Linked DNA regions of Homo sapiens: region 2 is linked to region 1. A link is a contact called in ENCODE Hi-C or POLR2A ChIA-PET data. All regions are on one chromosome and are shown on one strand. Each heading gives the region's core, a stretch centred on a gene start or an enhancer-like site at or near the end of the contact. The rest is flanking DNA. Distances are from core to core; before and after follow the strand shown. Region 1 overlaps CYFIP2 (cytoplasmic FMR1 interacting protein 2). Region 2 overlaps NIPAL4-DT (NIPAL4 divergent transcript).

Region 1 (7,934 bases), core at 5,179-7,678:
AACCTTGAAGACATCCTAACTAAAATAAGCCAGTCACGAAAAGACAAATACTGTGTGATTCTATTTATATGAGGTACCTAGAGTAGTCAAATGCATAGAGAAAGTAGAATGATGGTTACCAGGGGCTGGGGAGAAAATGGAATTATTTTTTAATGGGCCCGGAGTTTCAGTTGGGGAAGATGAAAAATCTCTGGAGGTGGATGTTGGGAATGATTGTACAATACTTGTGTACTTCATGCCACTGAATCATATACTGAAAATTACCATTGAAACTATTTTATGTGTATTTTTTAAAAAAGCCCTTTGTGAGGTGGCTCTTACCTCTCTCTCCTCTCACTGGGTCCCTGAGACCCACCCTTCGATCCGCCTTCCTGCCTCAGTGCCTCTGCTGTCACTGTTGCTGTCTGGAGCATCCTACCCGCCCCATACCACCTTTGCTGCTTGGTTCTTTGCTGCGGGCCATTCTGGAGTCAGCCCAGACACAGCCTCCCTCTCCTGGGAAGCTTTCTCTGCCCTCAGCCTGGTTTAAGGGTCCTTCTCTCCCTTCCCATAGCAGCCTGGCTCACCCCACGCCAGTACCTATCCCATCCAGGTGCCCCGTACAACTCTGGTATTTGGTGAATATTTGTACAGGTGAGAAACTGGCATCAGCAGAGTCTGATTGGGACAGGGAAGATGTGCTCCCGGTCTGGAGCCCAGCCCTGCCCTTCGGGGTGAACTGATTCATGGCAGTAGGTGATGAGTGGGTGACTCACGACCTCACGACTTCCTCTAAGCAGGTCCCCAGCCTATAGTATCTTTGTACTTGCCGTGTGGGGAGCTGGCCTTCACAAGCAGCTCCTCCTTGTTTGCTTTTCTGGTAAAAGCCTGGTTGTCAGCCCAGCCCCACCTCCCAGGCCTTAGCCACCAGCCTGCTCACCACATTCTTAATGATTTCATCCTTCCCGTCCTGCCTCTGCACTTTTAGCAGGTGGTAACAGAAGTCGAACAGGTCAAAGCGACGCTGCTGGCCCAGCAGGACAATGATGGAGCAACCAGCCCAGTTCAAGCCATCGCCGAAACACTGCCTGGGAGCAGGGGGAGGAAGCAGCTGGAGTGAGAGGTCGGGGGAGGAGGGCAGGGAGGGAGGGAGCCTCATCTTGGGCCAGGAGTACAGCTACTAAGCAGGCCTGTCTTTGGGCCAAGTCTCTTAACCTATAAAATGGGTACAAAGGAAGCTGTGAGGGTGGGTTCATTAGTTGCAGGGATGGTAGTTATGTCATAAGTCCTTCCGGCCACAAATTACATTTGCATCACTAATGTAAAAAAAAAAAAAATCAGCTCTAAAGACGCTCTGAATTTGCAAGGAAAAACCCACCCAGCTGTTGAGATGTATGTGGCTGATTACTCCGTGCAGGTCAAAGGAGAATCTGTCTTGACTCTCTAAAGGAGCTAAAAGAACACCTAGCAGGTGAGGGGCCATTTCAAACCAGGAGGCCAACTGGCCAGAAGCAGGCTGAAAGGGAAGGGACAGGCCATGGTGGGCAGATGCTGCTGGGGTTGAGGCTGAGTCCTTTTGGTTCTGACAAAGCTCCAACTCTCAAGAGGCCTGGCCCCCAACTCTCAAGAGACCTAGGCAATTTGGATGGCAGTAGAGTCATCCTTTGGCTGTCTCTTTTGTCCTCAAGCAGCAGCCCCAACCCGGGCAGGTGTCCCCAGTTCCCCATCACTGTACTGGAAGCCTACAGGCTAGCGCTGCTCTGAAACAGCTTCATCAACACCACTTTCTCCAGGAAGCCTCCTCTCCCCACCACGCCTTTTTCCTAGAGCTCTTGGCTGCTGGAGGGGAGGCCTTGTCTGCCTTTCCACTCTGTCCTAGACATGTAGCTGGGTGAGGGCAGGAAGAACTAGCTCTGCTGTCTGCTCTAAGGACTCCTAAAGGCTCCTCATTTTCCAGTAGTACAGTGTAGTGGGGGTGAGGCAGGCAGTGAGGGTCTTACTATCAAACCCTTACTGGGCTCTTTCTTGCCAATGCAGTCAGCTCAACACACTCAACAAAGTAGTTGTTGGCCAACCACCCCCACCCCCTGCCCACGTTTCTGGCTGAACTCTGGCAGCCCCATGACTTGCAGGAGCACAGGCAGGTTGGGGGTAACCCTGCCTTCTCTGGGGGGTACTCACTCAGCTGTGAACTCGTTGGTTCCCACAGGGATGCAGTACACGAACTGCATGGCGCTCCACAGCCGGTGGAACTCCACACACTCATCGACGTGCATGACGCCATTGGTGGGCGGTGGGCCCCGCCAGATGGGGTCCTGCAGGTAGCTCCGAATGCGGGTCAGGATGACCTCGAACATGGACAGGCCACAGCACAGCCGCTCCTTGGTCAGGAGGTCACCCTCGCGAGCAATGGCGATTTGCTGGAAACAGAAGGGCACATACACCTTCTATCCACATCTTAGAGCCCATCTGCCACCTCCCACCACAGATTCCCGAACTCTGGAGCTGGCTGCACCTGAAATTGGTTCACCAGAACTGGTCTTGTTCAGAGCAGGGCACAAAATTGATGATCCTGAATGCAACAGCAGGGAAGTTTCATGGTAAGTCTTACTGGTGTTAAGTAAAATCCAGGCACCATCAGTAGCGGATTAATTTTTAAAATTATGATTTACCCACATAATGAATTCTGGATAGCCATTGAAAAGACTGACATGATACTACTAGTAGTACTACTGCTTCTACTATAATTACTACTAGCTTATGCTTTCTGAGTGTGGGTAATAAAGCAGGCCCTGTTCTAAGCACTTGATAGGTATTGAGTCCATTCCATCCCATGAGGTAGATGCCATTACTCTCCCCATTTTACAGACGAAGAAACTAAGGTTCAGAGAGGCAGCCAGTGAGTGTTAAAGCTCACACTTGACCCAGTAGTCTAGATCTATTGGTTAAGTTGTAAAGTAAATAGAACAAATTGCAGAAATGAATGTATACTACAATTCTACTTAAAAACATTGACAATGTACAATCACACAGATGAAAGTATGTGTGATGTGTGTGTGTAAAGCATATTTTAGAAGGACTAACATCAGTTGTGGGAACAGATGGGCTTGGAGTAGTGAGTGGGATTGTCACTCTTGACTTTAAATACTTCTGTACAGTTGAATGTGCTACAATGAGCATATGTTACTTTTAAAACTTGCCCATGATTTCAGATAATTATTTCCTCTAGAAGTGCTTCTTTGACAGTTACAAATGACCTCTATTAATAATGTAAACTGGCTTTTCATCTGGGTTCTGGCTACTGCATATCTAATAAGCAGCTGGCTAGACAGACTAGATGTCAAAACACATTACTACACATGTTATGAGTCAAAACATGTAGGGGTAGAGGTCCTGAAAGCTATCTGCAAAGTAAGGTAAATGTTAAAATCTGAGGTTAAAGTAAGGTCTCCAAATCTGTGAACAAAGCTAAAAAAGGCAGGCTTCTCACACTGAGAGATCCACAGAAGGGGACTTATGGGATCAGCTCCCCAGTGGGAGGTTTCACCAAGGAGCCATTTTACAGGGTGGCTGGGAGGCACCTGCCTGACCTACCCCGGAAGCTCACTCCCTGGAGGCCCCCAGGAAGAGAGGGTGACTTTTAAGTGAATCCATGAAGGGAAGGAAATCAGGAGACACCAATGCAGGAGTCTCTTATAAATGTGGACCATGAGTGTAGTTGTCATGACAACTACCAACTGAAAGAAATCTAGGAAAAAGATGAATTGGAGAAGTAGCTTGCCAATGTGTGTTTTAAACACGAAGGAGAGGGAACCCTGATTCCCGGTGACTCATCCTGATTTCATTGGCAGGAACAGCTTGGGAGCAGAGAGGGAACTGCTCAGATTGCCATAGTTAGCTAAAAATATCTCTTGTGTTAAAAAAAAAAAAAAAATCCTGAGCCTGTGTTTGAGTCTGTTTGTATTCTCTTTATTTGTTCTTACTCTGTTCTATTTGGCCCCAGAAAGGGCTCCCCATTTCAGAAAGAGAATGTCTGGTACAGGGGAGACGCTCAGTAAATAAAAGACCCCAATTTGTTCTCAAGCCATGAATATTTTGCAAATTAATGCAAAGTTCTGGTTTACTAATTAATCTACTGTGCATTTGGTTAATTTGAATCAGTCCTCAGGGTCAGACAGTCCTGGAAGGGGGAATAGAAAAACTGGCAACTGAGGTTATCAATCTGCAGACAGACTTTGAACTCTGGTGCCCCCCACCCACTACAGCCAATGAAAAGGGCCTTGAATGACACAGGAGCTTTCTCCCTTTCCTTTGAAAAGTGTTTGTCCTTTCCTGGTGGCCTAGTGGTTAGGAAAAAAGAAAAAAAAAGTTCTAAGAAAATAAAAATATTTCATAAACCTCATTACCCAGAGATGAGCATTCTTAAAATATGTATGATTTGTTTAGGTATGTGAATGTATACATGTATATTTAACAATTTGAGTCATATTACTATGTTGCTTTTTTCTTAATATATCAGTAACTTCAACTTATTTCTTTCAATATTGTGAAGGAATGACTACATTTAATGGTCATTGATATAATTCATTTAGTCGTATATACTTGGTTATCTTAAATTGTTTACAAACTCACAATTATGAACAATTCTAAAGACACCATCCTTTTTTTTTTTTTTTTTTTTAAATCTTCGAGACAGAGTCTCACTCTGCTGTCCAGGCCAGAGTGCAGTGGCGCAATCTCGGCTTACTGCAACCTCCACCTCCCGGGTTCGAGCCATTCTCCTGCCTCAGCCTCCTGAGTATCTGGGATCACAGGCGTGGGCCACCACGCCCGACTAATTTTTGCATTTTTAGTAGAGATGGGGTTTCACCACGTTGGCCAGGCTGGTCTTGAACTCCTGACCTCACATGATCCACCCACCTTGGCCTCCCAAAGTGCTGGGATTCCAGGTGTGAGCCACCATGCCCAGCCCACCATCCTTATACATAACATCGTGTGAGCTACCGCTGAGCATTTTGTTAGGATGAATACTTAGTAACTGAAGGGTCAATGAGTATAAATATTGTAAAAGGCATCTGCTATACAGTGGCAAACTATTCTCAAGGAAAGTTGATCCGTGTGCATCTACCTGTGTGAAGCCTGTTCCTTGTACCCTCATGAATACTCCTGTATCCCAGACTGGGCAACATAGTGACACCTCATCTCTATAAAAATAAAAAAAAAATTATCCAGGTATGGTGTTGTGCGCCTGTCATCCCAGCTTCTCGGGAGGCTGAGGCAGGAAGATTGCTTGAGCCTGGGAGGCTGAGGCTGCAGTGAGCTGTGATCACACCACTGCACTCCAGCTTGGGTGACAGGCAAAGACCCTGTCTCAATAATAATAATAAAATTATTCCATTCAGAAATAGTCTTCATCAACTTGAGATGAAAAATTTTAAAAATTTTACCTCATTCTTTGAATGTGCATTTCACTGATTACTGGTAAGGCCAGATACTTTTCCGTGTGTGTTAACATTGTATTTTTTTATGTTGTGAGTTTTCTTTCACATCTTGTCTTTTGGTATGTCTATCATTTTCTCTTTGCTTTGAAAATGTGCTTTATAGCTCGCTTCCTGCAAATACCCTCAATTTGCAGTTTGGTGTTATGTAGGGAGGGGAGTGTTTAACATAGCTTTTATCCATTTCTTTTCTATTCCCCTCGGTGGGGAGTATTTCTCTTTCTGCCCTTCTTATGTGAGTTTAACAAGGGGATAGAGAAAACATTTGTGAAGCTGTGCCGGAATCATCAATATTCCTTCTCTATAACTTTGAGAAGGAATATGTAACAATATTCCTTCTCAAAAACCTCAATGTTTTTTGAATTCTTATGCTTCTATTATTTGCTCGTGATAACAAGAAAGGCAGGTAAAGCAGCTATGATCCCATTACATAGATGGTAAAATAAAGATTGAGAAAAATGGCTTGCACTAGATAATTCAGGGGTGGAGAAGGGACAAGGATCCCTGTCTTTTAACCTCCCCCAGCCCCAAGTTTTTCTTCTTGGTGATAGTGTGGGGCAACAAACCAGGTCACTTCAATTTGTCTCAAACAAATGCAAAGAATGCAATACTGCTCAAGCTTCCCGGCTTTAAATATGTTGCAGACTTCCTCTGTCACCTCCTAGATATCTTACGAGTACCCTGTGCCCAAACCTTCTCAGAAGTTAATATTTTGTTAACTTTTCTTTGGTTCATGGAATGACTAAGTTTTGGACTATTTCTTGAGGAATGGGAGACTTATAAAACTAGCATTTCCTGTCTCACAGAATGTCTAGGCTTTTATTTGTTAAACACTAGGCATTTGACAGACTGAGATTTCTATCAGTCCCAAGGAAATGGTGTTCACCAGAACAGGGAAGGAATTCACAGTCCTCTAAGTGGAAACACATGCCAGACTTCGGAGTGAGAGGCGGGATGCCTGCAGGATGACAGCAGCAGTGGAGCAGACACATTCACATGTCACTCACTGGGTTTTCTCCCTAAAAGGAAATCACTGGAGAGGATCTCCTCTGTTTAGCCTCTGCAGGCCAAAAAAGAAAATGTGTGTGCTCTACAGTATCTGAGTTCTCTCTCTGGTGAGTCAAAGAACCCAACCACCATTAGCTGCTTTTTTTTTTTTTTTTTTTTTTTTGAGATGGAGTCTTGCTCTGTTGCCCAGGCTGGAGTGCAGTGGCATGATCTCAGCTCACTGCAGCCTCCACCTCTTGGGTTCAAGCAATTCTCCTGCCTCAGCCTCCCAAGTAGCTGGGATTACAAGTGCCCGCCACCACGCCTGGCTAATTTTTGTGTTTTTGGTAGAGTTGGGGTTTCACCATGTTGGCCAGGCTGGTCTCGACCTCCTGACCTGAGGTGATCCGCCTGCCTCGGCCTTCCAAAGTGCTGGGATTACAGGTGTGAGCCACCGCGCCCGGCCCCATGATTAGCTTTTAATCACCATTTTCAGAAGGAGGTTGGTGGCATGCGGGGGCCGGGCTGGGGTGGCTTCCTCAGCATGACGTCTGTGCAGATGAGGCTTTGCATCGTGCTCCAAAAATACTTACCATGTTTTGCCAGAAGAGAGGCCACCTTCTGTCCTCCGCTGAGGATTTGAGTCCTTTTGCCCTTGGTGAGAACACCAAAGAGGACCGCCGGAATGCGAGTTCAAAAGCAGATTTCAATCCTAAATCTCTTAAACAGTCAGCATTGGCTTGTCTCACTAGAATACCCTGTTTCTCTTCTAGAATTCTTCCCCTGCCTGCCCCCAAAATGTGAAGCTTGCTGAAATCAACTTGAAAGGAGATAGCACATGCCTTTTGTTTCTCCGCTCTCCCCCTATTTCTCTTCCTTCCTGCTCCCTGCATAATCTGAATTCTCTGAAGGCAGGGGTCCTGTCTTACTCATCTTGATGTTCATCGTGACTCGTACTGGTTTTTAACAATTACAGAATAACATATAAGCTCATTCACCCTTGTTAGAACACTACAGAAAAGGCTGAAGTCTTCTTTCTCTCCCACTCTATTCTATCTCATCTCTCTTCAGAGGTTGCCACCATGATAAACTAGGTAGACATCATTCCAGACATTTTCAGAAGAGTTTTATATGGTTTTGTTGTGTGCATTTAAAAAAAGCCATCATCCTGCATGAACTGTAGTGCAGCTTGCTTCATCCAATTGACTGTGCCTATGATCTATCCACACTGATGCAACAAGATCTAATTTTGCCTTTTCATTATGTATTAAGTACATACGTGATATGCAATAACCTGGCATTTTATTTAATCAATGCTTTACTATTAGATGTTTGGGTTGTTTCTAGTTTTTGCTTTAACAAACAATGTTACATAAGCATCTAGTGTTCCGTTAAGTGTTTCTTTAGCAAAAGTATCCAGAAGTGAACTGCTGGCTCACAGAGTATGTGGAGTTTTAATTTTCAGAGGCA
Region 2 (7,934 bases), core at 2,725-5,224, 65 kb before region 1:
CTGGGATTACAGGTGTGTGCCACCATGCCCAGCTAATTTTTATACTTTTAGTAGAGACAGGGTTTCACTATGTTGGCCAGGCTGGTCTCAAATTCCTGACCTCAAGTGATCCACCTGCCTCGGCCTCCCAAAGTGCTAGGATTACAGGCATGAGCCACCGCACCTGGCCTGTTTCTTTGCTTTCTTTCTAAGAAAGGACAGACTTTAGGACAAGTCATGAGTTAATAGTTTTTGGCCACTTTTAAAAGATAAGCCAATGCACTAAGGTTTTCACGGGTATTATCCCATTTAATCCTCAAAACAAGCCTAAGAATTAGGGACTGCTATTATTCCCATTTTAGAGATAAGAAAACTGAGGCTCAGGGAGGTTGAGAAACTTGTCTTCTATTAAATAGTGGAGCCATAACAAAACCCAGCAGACTAATTCTAGAGCCAGTTTCTTCTCAGGCTGATCCAACTGCATCTATGGGATTCTCCCATCAGAACATCTGCCTGCAGGTGGAAGACTGTCAAATTACTGTAGAAGGCAGGGCTCACGTCAACGCATGTATGTGGAAGTGCAGCATTGCTTGGCCTTGATGTGGGTGTGCACAGAGCCTAATGCACTTAAAGTATGTATAAGAACTTCAGATCTTGTCGAAAACCAGCTATAGTTAAAACAATAATATTGATATGAACTATTACTTGTTGCCCAACTTCCATGTTGCAGGTTCTTTATGTGTATTGCCTCTGAGCCTTACAGCAACCCCATGTTAGGATACCTTCATGGTAACTTCATAAAGTTACCCAAATTTTACAGCCGATGGCAGTGAGACTTTGTGAGGTGAAGTGACTTGCTCAGGTTCACACAGAGAATAAGTAGCTAAGCTGGGATTCAAGCAGGTTCCCAAAGCACCTGCCACTCTGTCTTCCTTGTTTCCTGACGTTTGCTTCTCACTGGCAACCGTAAGGGCAGAAATCTCCCGGTGGAGGATTGAGGAGGACTGTAGTTAACGATCGTCCCCTGGGCCTGTGTGGACCTACAGCATTTGGTATACGGGAACAGGGAGGGTGGGAACACAGTGAGCTTTGAATGTGGCCAGAGGGAAGACTGATTCTAAAGTTAACTTGAACATGAACAACAAACTTAGGCTCTGTTTTCCCTTTCAGTTAAAAACAAACAAACAAACAAACAAACAAACAAACAACCATCTCAGACTCTGCTGTTTGACAGGCTGGTATAAAAACAGACAGGAGATATCAGTTCCGGTCCCTGTTCTGTCACTAACACACTGGGACCTGTGGCAGTTCCTTTCCATTTGGGCCTATCTTCCCAATATACCCAATGGAAATGAAGAACTAGATCAGTGGTGCTTAAAACTTTTTTTTTTTTTTTTTTTTTTTTGGTGATATGGGGGTAGACAGCAAGCCTTTTTTTCAAATAGAAAGTTACATGGAAGGGCAACATATGAACTTATTTCAAGAGCAACTGCTTTCATTGATTCAGGCCCAGAGCCTAGAACCTTGCCCCCTCGGCCTCCATGTTGTCTCTTTGCTGCCCCTCCCCTGTGACAGCCGCGGAGGCATCCCCCACCTATGCTAGGACTTGGAAGATCCCAGGTTGACAGCAGGGGCCATGTGGCTTCTTATGCATACAGCATGTGCACTGGCCATGGCATTTATGGAATGCTCCCTGTATAGAGAGGCTCATAAAGGGTTGCCTATAGGTTCAGGACTTTCTCAGTTCTCCAGACCCATTTGTCAGGGCCTTAGGCCATGGGCATGCTGTTGCCAAGTGGGTCTGAATGCTTATGCATGGGTGGTAGGGTCTGAGTTCCAAGGGGAAATTCCCACTCACTCCTGAGTGGCATGTGATGTGAGGCATGGAGAGGAAGAGAGGTTTTATTTGCAAGTTCAGATAAAATTGGCTTAGCCTCCTTCAGGGATCCTGGAGAGAAAGAGCAGGTTTGGGGTTGTGTAGGGGTCTCAATTTAGCCACACACAATAGCTGTGTGGCGTTAGGTAAGTTACTTACCCTTTCTGGGTCTCTGCTCTATGATCTGTAAAACACGAATAATGATGAGGATAATGATATAATAAAGTGACTTCTTTTGTTGTTGTTGTTGTTGTTGTTGAGATGGAGTTTTGCTGTTGTTGCCCAGGCTGGAGTGAAATGGCATGATCTTGGCTCACCACGACCTCCGCCTCCTGGGTTCAAGCGATTCTCCTGCCTCAGCCTCCCGAGAAGCTGGGAGTACAGGCTTGTGCCACCACGCCCGGCTAATTTTGTGTTTTTAGTAGAGATGGGGTTTCTCCATGTTGGTCAGGCTGGTCTCGAACTCCCAACCTCAGGTGATCCACCCGCCTTGGCCTCCCAAAGTGCTGGGATTACAGGCGTGAGCCACAGCGCCCGGCAATGCAGTGACTTCTTACTGTATGCTTACTATGTGCAGATTCTATGTAAGTGCCTCTCATGCATTATATCAGCAAAGCCACATGATAACCATATTAGGTAGATGTTGTGTTATCCATTTTGCCAAGGAGAAAACTGAAGCATAGAACAGTTAAGCAACTTGCCCAAGTTCACACAGCTATAGCTATCAAGTAACATAGCTAAGATGCAAACTCATGTTTATCAGACTCCAAAGCCTACATTTTCATCTGCAACATTATCCTACCTTCTTCAAATAAAACCTCCTTCAAAGGGCTGTTTTGAGAATCATGAAAAAAAATCTAAGTCTTAGTCACAGAGCTGGCATATAGTAAATGCTCAGCAAATGAGTTCCCTTTCCTCATCTCCATATTAACCAAAAGTCTCCTGCAGGCTTGAAGGAGTTGATGATTGTTTATAAGTTCCTTTTTTTCTAGCAGGTGAAAATAGGGAGAAAGAAGAGAATTCTCTCCGATTTCAGGAAATATGACTTTTTTCCTGCAAACAACTCTTTTTATTTTAATATTTAGACTGGGTCTTGCTATATTGCCCAGGCTGGAGTACAGTGGGGCAATCATAGCTCACTACAGCCTCTAACTCCTGGGCTCAAGTGACCCTTCTGCCTCAGCCTCCCGAGTAGCTGGGACTATAGGCGAGTGCCCCTACACCTGGCTATTTTTTATTTAAATTAATTCTTTGAAGAGACAGGGTCTTGCTATGTTGCCCAGGCTAGTGTTGAACTCCTGGGCACAAGTGATCCTCCTGTCTCAGCCTCCCAAAGTGCTGAGATTACAGGGATTAACCACTGTGCCTAGCCCAAATAAACTTCTAAAATGAGTGTTTACCAATCTGTGTTCCATGGAATACTATTCCACATCGTTCTGTGTTCAATAAAGTTTGAGAAATGCTATATCCTCAGCTCCTCTCTTGAAGAGGCCCATTGTACATTAGCATATTAAAGGCACTGATAAATCCTGCTGCAAAGAGTTCCACCTAATTTAGCTTAACCCTGCCCCCCGCCATAATACATATTAGCATGTTTTTCTAAAGAACACACATAGAAGAGAAGCTGATTCTTGTCCATTTATGCACATAAGGCAATTAAGGGCCAGAAAGCTTTGAGTTTAGAGCTTAGGTCGCACAGCTATCCAGTAGTAAATACTTTTGTAAATGAAGACTTATTCTCAAATCCATTGCTGAGATGCAGGGTAGAGTGGCAAGTAAAAGAAGGAAACTCAAGTCAAATAACGTGAGTTTATATCCTGCCTCCACCATTCTTGAGCCTTGTGACCTTGAGCAGTTTGCTTAACCATCCTGGGCCTCAATCTCCTCATCAGTTACATGAGGTAATATGATACATACCTCATGATGCTAATTTGGGGAACCAGTGAGTTAATACATGAAAAGTATTTAGAACAGCACCACACATGAAGTTAGTTATCAGTATGCCTGTTGGAATTTTGCATAAAAGGAAGTCCACCTGAGTATACATGGTACCGGAGGCCTGCTGTTTGAGAGCGCCTGCTGCCTGCCGGGGCTCACAGGGCCTTGCTGGAGGGAGGCCAGGCCTTGGCTTGCAGCTCTGGAGAGGGCTGTTTTCCAGCCAAAGCTCCCAGGAGGTGACAGCTCCTGTCCTCCCTCCCCTACCAGTTCCAGGGCCAGGCCTCTTGGGTGTGGCCAGATCAGACAATATCCACATTTCTGTTTCTTCTCCCTGTCTCCGACGCCCAGAGGAATCCTTGTTGGAACTGACAATTTGAGGCTAGATCAGTCTGGAAGAAGGAGCTGAAATAAGCAGTATAGCATCGTACAAGGAGCACCAGCTTTTGAGCCAGATAGTACTGGCACCAAACCCAGGCTATGACACTTCCCAGTTGCATAATTTTGGCCAAGTCACTTAATTCCTTTGAGTCTCAGTTTCTTCATTTGTAACACGTGCATAATAATGGTACCTACTTTCTAAGTGTGCTGTGAAGTATGAATAACAGCTAATGTTTAATAAATGCTTACTACATGCCATGCACTGTTCTAGCAGCCAGGGATAGCTAATGTCATAATAGACAAGTTACCTGCTCTCATGGAGCTCATTTCTATTAATAGAAGGGGCAGATATGACACAAGTAAAGAAATAAAAAAAAGATCAGAGTGTAATAATGGATATAGAGAAAATAAAATAGGGTAAGGGTCAGAGAATGAATAAAATGGTCTGGGAAAGCCTCACTGAGGCGGTGATATTTAAACTGAGATCTGACTGATAAGGAGTGAACTGTATGCAGCAATCTGGGGGAATAGACTTCCAGACAGAGGGGACAGCTAGGCCAAAGGCCCTGAGGTGGGAGTGAGCGTGGTTTGCTTGAGGGACAGAAAGAAGGTCCTTATGATGCAGAAGGGGAGAATAGTATAAGATAAAATTATCCAACCCTACTATACACTTAAATGAATGAAAACCTATGTCCACACAAAAACTTGTACATGAATGTTGGTTCATAGCAGCATTATTCATAAAAGCCAAAAAATGGGAACATCCCAAATATCTATTAACTGATGAATGAAGAAACAAAATGTGGCACATCCGTGCCATGGCAGCCACAGAAAGCAATGAAGTATTGAGACGCACATGGGAGACAACATGTATGAACCTTGAAAACACTATGCTAAGTGGAAGACACCAGACACAGAAGGCCACATATATGATTTCATTTCTATGAAATCTCCAGAAGAGGAAAATCAACAAAGGCAAAAAGTAAATGAATGGCCCCAGGGGATGAGGGGAGTGGAGAATGGAGAGTGACTGCTGGGGGGGACCCTTGGTTTTGGAATGATAAAAGTGTTCTGGGCCAGATGCGGTGGCTCACACCTGTAATCCCAGCACTTTGGGAGGCCGAGGCGGGCAGATCACGAGGTAGGAGTTCAAGACCAGCCTGGCCAACACAGTGAAATCCCGTCTCTACTAAAAATACAAAAAATTAGCCAGGCGTGGTGGCGGGTGCCTGTAATCCCAGCTACTCAGGAGGCCGAGGCAGGAGAATTGCTTGAACCCAGGAGGCGGATGTTGCAGTGAGCTGAGATTGCGCCACTGCACTCCAGCCTGGGTGACAGAGTGAGACTCTGTCTCAAAAAAAAAAAAAAAAAAAGTTCTGGAATTAGTGGAAATCGTTGCACAACTTTGTGAAGATACTAAAAACCACTGAATTGTACACTTTAAAAGGATAAACTTCATGGTAAGTGGATTATATCTCAATCTTAAAAAAAAATCAGAGGGTGAGGCAGGGGCCAGCTTAGAAGTTAAACTGGAGATTGGGGGTGGCACTACTGTTATGCCATATTATGGAGGGGGATCCTAATACAGAAGATAAGCAACTTGCCGGAGTCGACACAGCTACGAATTGGCTGAGCCTGGCTTCAGAGCCCATTCTTTTATGTAAAACATTTATGTGGCACAGGGACTGGTATCCATCCAAATAAACTCAATATATGCGGTTAGGGTTTCACTTTCCCGATTCCCTTCCCTTGAGGCTTCCAATCTCATGTCTAGCCTCCACTTACTGAGATGCACCCTTCCCACCTGCCTCGTTCCAAGCAGAGAGGCTAAGGAAGGACCTGGCGTTCTTCTGTCCTTCCCTCTGGGGCAAGTCTACAACAGCAACAGCCACAGCTTCCTTGGCTGCTCATTAACTCTCTGCCAACACGGTCACACTGGAAATTCTGGTTTGCGGGCCTGGCCTGGATAAGGGACCCCAGAGGAATCCAGAGCGTGGGTTAAGCTTTCTTCAGGCTTGTCAAGTGAGGCAGAGGGTTAATTTGCCCCTCTGCTACCAAGGACCTCCGCCCAGCCAGTGCCAGGCGGAACCGCCTGATGGGCAAAGGCCCCTGGGCTGGGAAGAGCTCCGCCCACCAGGGCGGGGACACAGCCGCCCACCTCAGGATTGGTTGCACACAAAGGCGCTGGGCCAATAAAAAGCCGCGCCTTTTTACACAGTTGCACTAAAGCTTAAGTGGTGATAATTATCTGCATTTTGCTCCCCAAAGAAAAATGTAGCTGTTTATTCTGTAGCCAGCCCATTAAATACGTTGGTGCTTACCTATCTCAAGGTCTGCATTTCCAGAAAGCCTGTTCTGACAGAGCGGTCTGACCTTTAGTCAAACCCCAACAAAACCAGAAGTAAGTGGTCTTTATTTTAGGGAAGGCCCTCACTGGTAATTTTTAACTTTTTAGGAGCTCCAAATCCCTTTAAGAATCTGACAAAAAGGGTCAACACTTGCCCAGAAAGAGGCACACATCACTTTTGCACTGAATTTCAGAAGGATACAGGTCAATAACCCTTGGTTTTTGGCCAAAGGGGGGAGAACATCCTATATTTTTGAATGCGCATTTTTTATTGAACCAGAACTTCACAGAGAATAGTGCAGAAATGTTAAGTGTGGAGATCAGTGGGTTTTCATATATGCATACACCCTCGTAACTACCATTCAGATAAGATATGGAACATTTCCAGCCCTCAGAATGACCAAAAGAAATTTGGCAAGACTTTTTTTTTTTTTTTTTTTTGAGACACAGTTTCCCTCTGTGGCCCAGGCTGGAGTGCAGTGGCGCAATCTTGGTTCACCGCAACCTCTGCCTCCTGGCTTCAAGTGATTCTCCTGCTTCAGCCTCCCTAGGAGCTGGGTTTATAGGCGTGTGCCACCATGCCCAGATAATTTTTGCATTTTTAGTAGAGACGCGTTTTGTCATGTTGGCCAGGCTGTTCTCAAACTCCTAGCCTCAAGTAATATGCCCACCTCAGTCTCCCAAAGTGCTGGGATTACCGGCGTGAGCCACTGCACCCAGCCAAATCATAAAATTTTAAAATTGTATGTTATAATTGGTTAAAAAATAAACTGCAGTTCAGAAGGGTGTAAAATGAAGCATAAAAGTACCCTGGCTATCCTACACACAAGAGGTAGTCACCACCATTAACAGATTCTGTGATATACATCCAGAAATTATATATGCATACCACAACACGGAGTCACATTATACAGCTTTTATTTCAGGTTGCTTTTATCCTAGCAACTGACTTAGAGACTTTTTCATATTAGTACATATGAATATACTTATTTTTAGAATACTGCATCTTTTTAGAATATGCTAATGTACAAATATTGCTAGCTTATTTAATTACGTTTCTACTGATTATCAGTAGAACAGGTTGTTTCCAGGTTTAAATATTATAAACTCTGCTGTGTGGACATTACCTCTTTATACAGTTTAGCCTGTAGGATAAACTCTGCAAGTGGAATTGCTGGGTTAAAGGATATGACTATTCAAAGCGCTTCTGGTAGGCTGAATATTCACATTCCCCACCCATGTCTTGACCCTTAAACCTGCAAATTTGTTACCTTACGTTGTAAAAGAGATTCTGTAGACGTGATTAAGTTAAAAATCCTGAGACAGGGAGAGGGCCCTGGGTTTTCCAGGTGGACCCAATGTAATCACAAGGGTCCTTATAAGTGGAAGGCAGATGGGTCGGAGTCAGCAGGGAAG

What was found. A loop is a pair of places that touch in the nucleus more often than their neighbours do. ChIA-PET counts read pairs that join two places held with the same protein, here RNA polymerase II (POLR2A).
Region 2: POLR2A ChIA-PET joins it to region 1 with 15 read pairs in BJ. The contact joins two enhancer-like sites. A Hi-C loop is called at or near these places in 3 of 168 maps with a recorded cell type or tissue (PC-3, PC-9 and sigmoid colon). POLR2A ChIA-PET finds 5 or more read pairs at or near these places in 9 of 52 experiments (A549, AG04449, BJ and 6 more).

Annotation. Positions count from the first base shown.
Region 1 is chr5:157,383,654-157,391,587 of GRCh38, reverse strand. CYFIP2 (cytoplasmic FMR1 interacting protein 2) reads right to left here. Exons shown (of 31, transcript NM_001037333.3): 29 at 2,161-2,399; 30 at 920-1,067. All of the region lies in intron 1 of NIPAL4-DT (NIPAL4 divergent transcript), which reads left to right. Among named protein-coding and RNA genes, the nearest start is that of FNDC9, 42 kb to the right of the region's middle. RefSeq lists an enhancer at 342-1,541. Within about 2 kb of position 6,428, at least 15 of the 41 ENCODE cell types and tissues checked have a DNase peak (open chromatin) inside an H3K27ac peak, as active enhancers do.
Region 2 is chr5:157,445,707-157,453,640 of GRCh38, reverse strand. All of the region lies in intron 1 of NIPAL4-DT (NIPAL4 divergent transcript), which reads left to right. Among named protein-coding and RNA genes, the nearest start is that of NIPAL4-DT, 10 kb to the left of the region's middle. Within about 2 kb of position 3,974, at least 13 of the 41 ENCODE cell types and tissues checked have a DNase peak (open chromatin) inside an H3K27ac peak, as active enhancers do.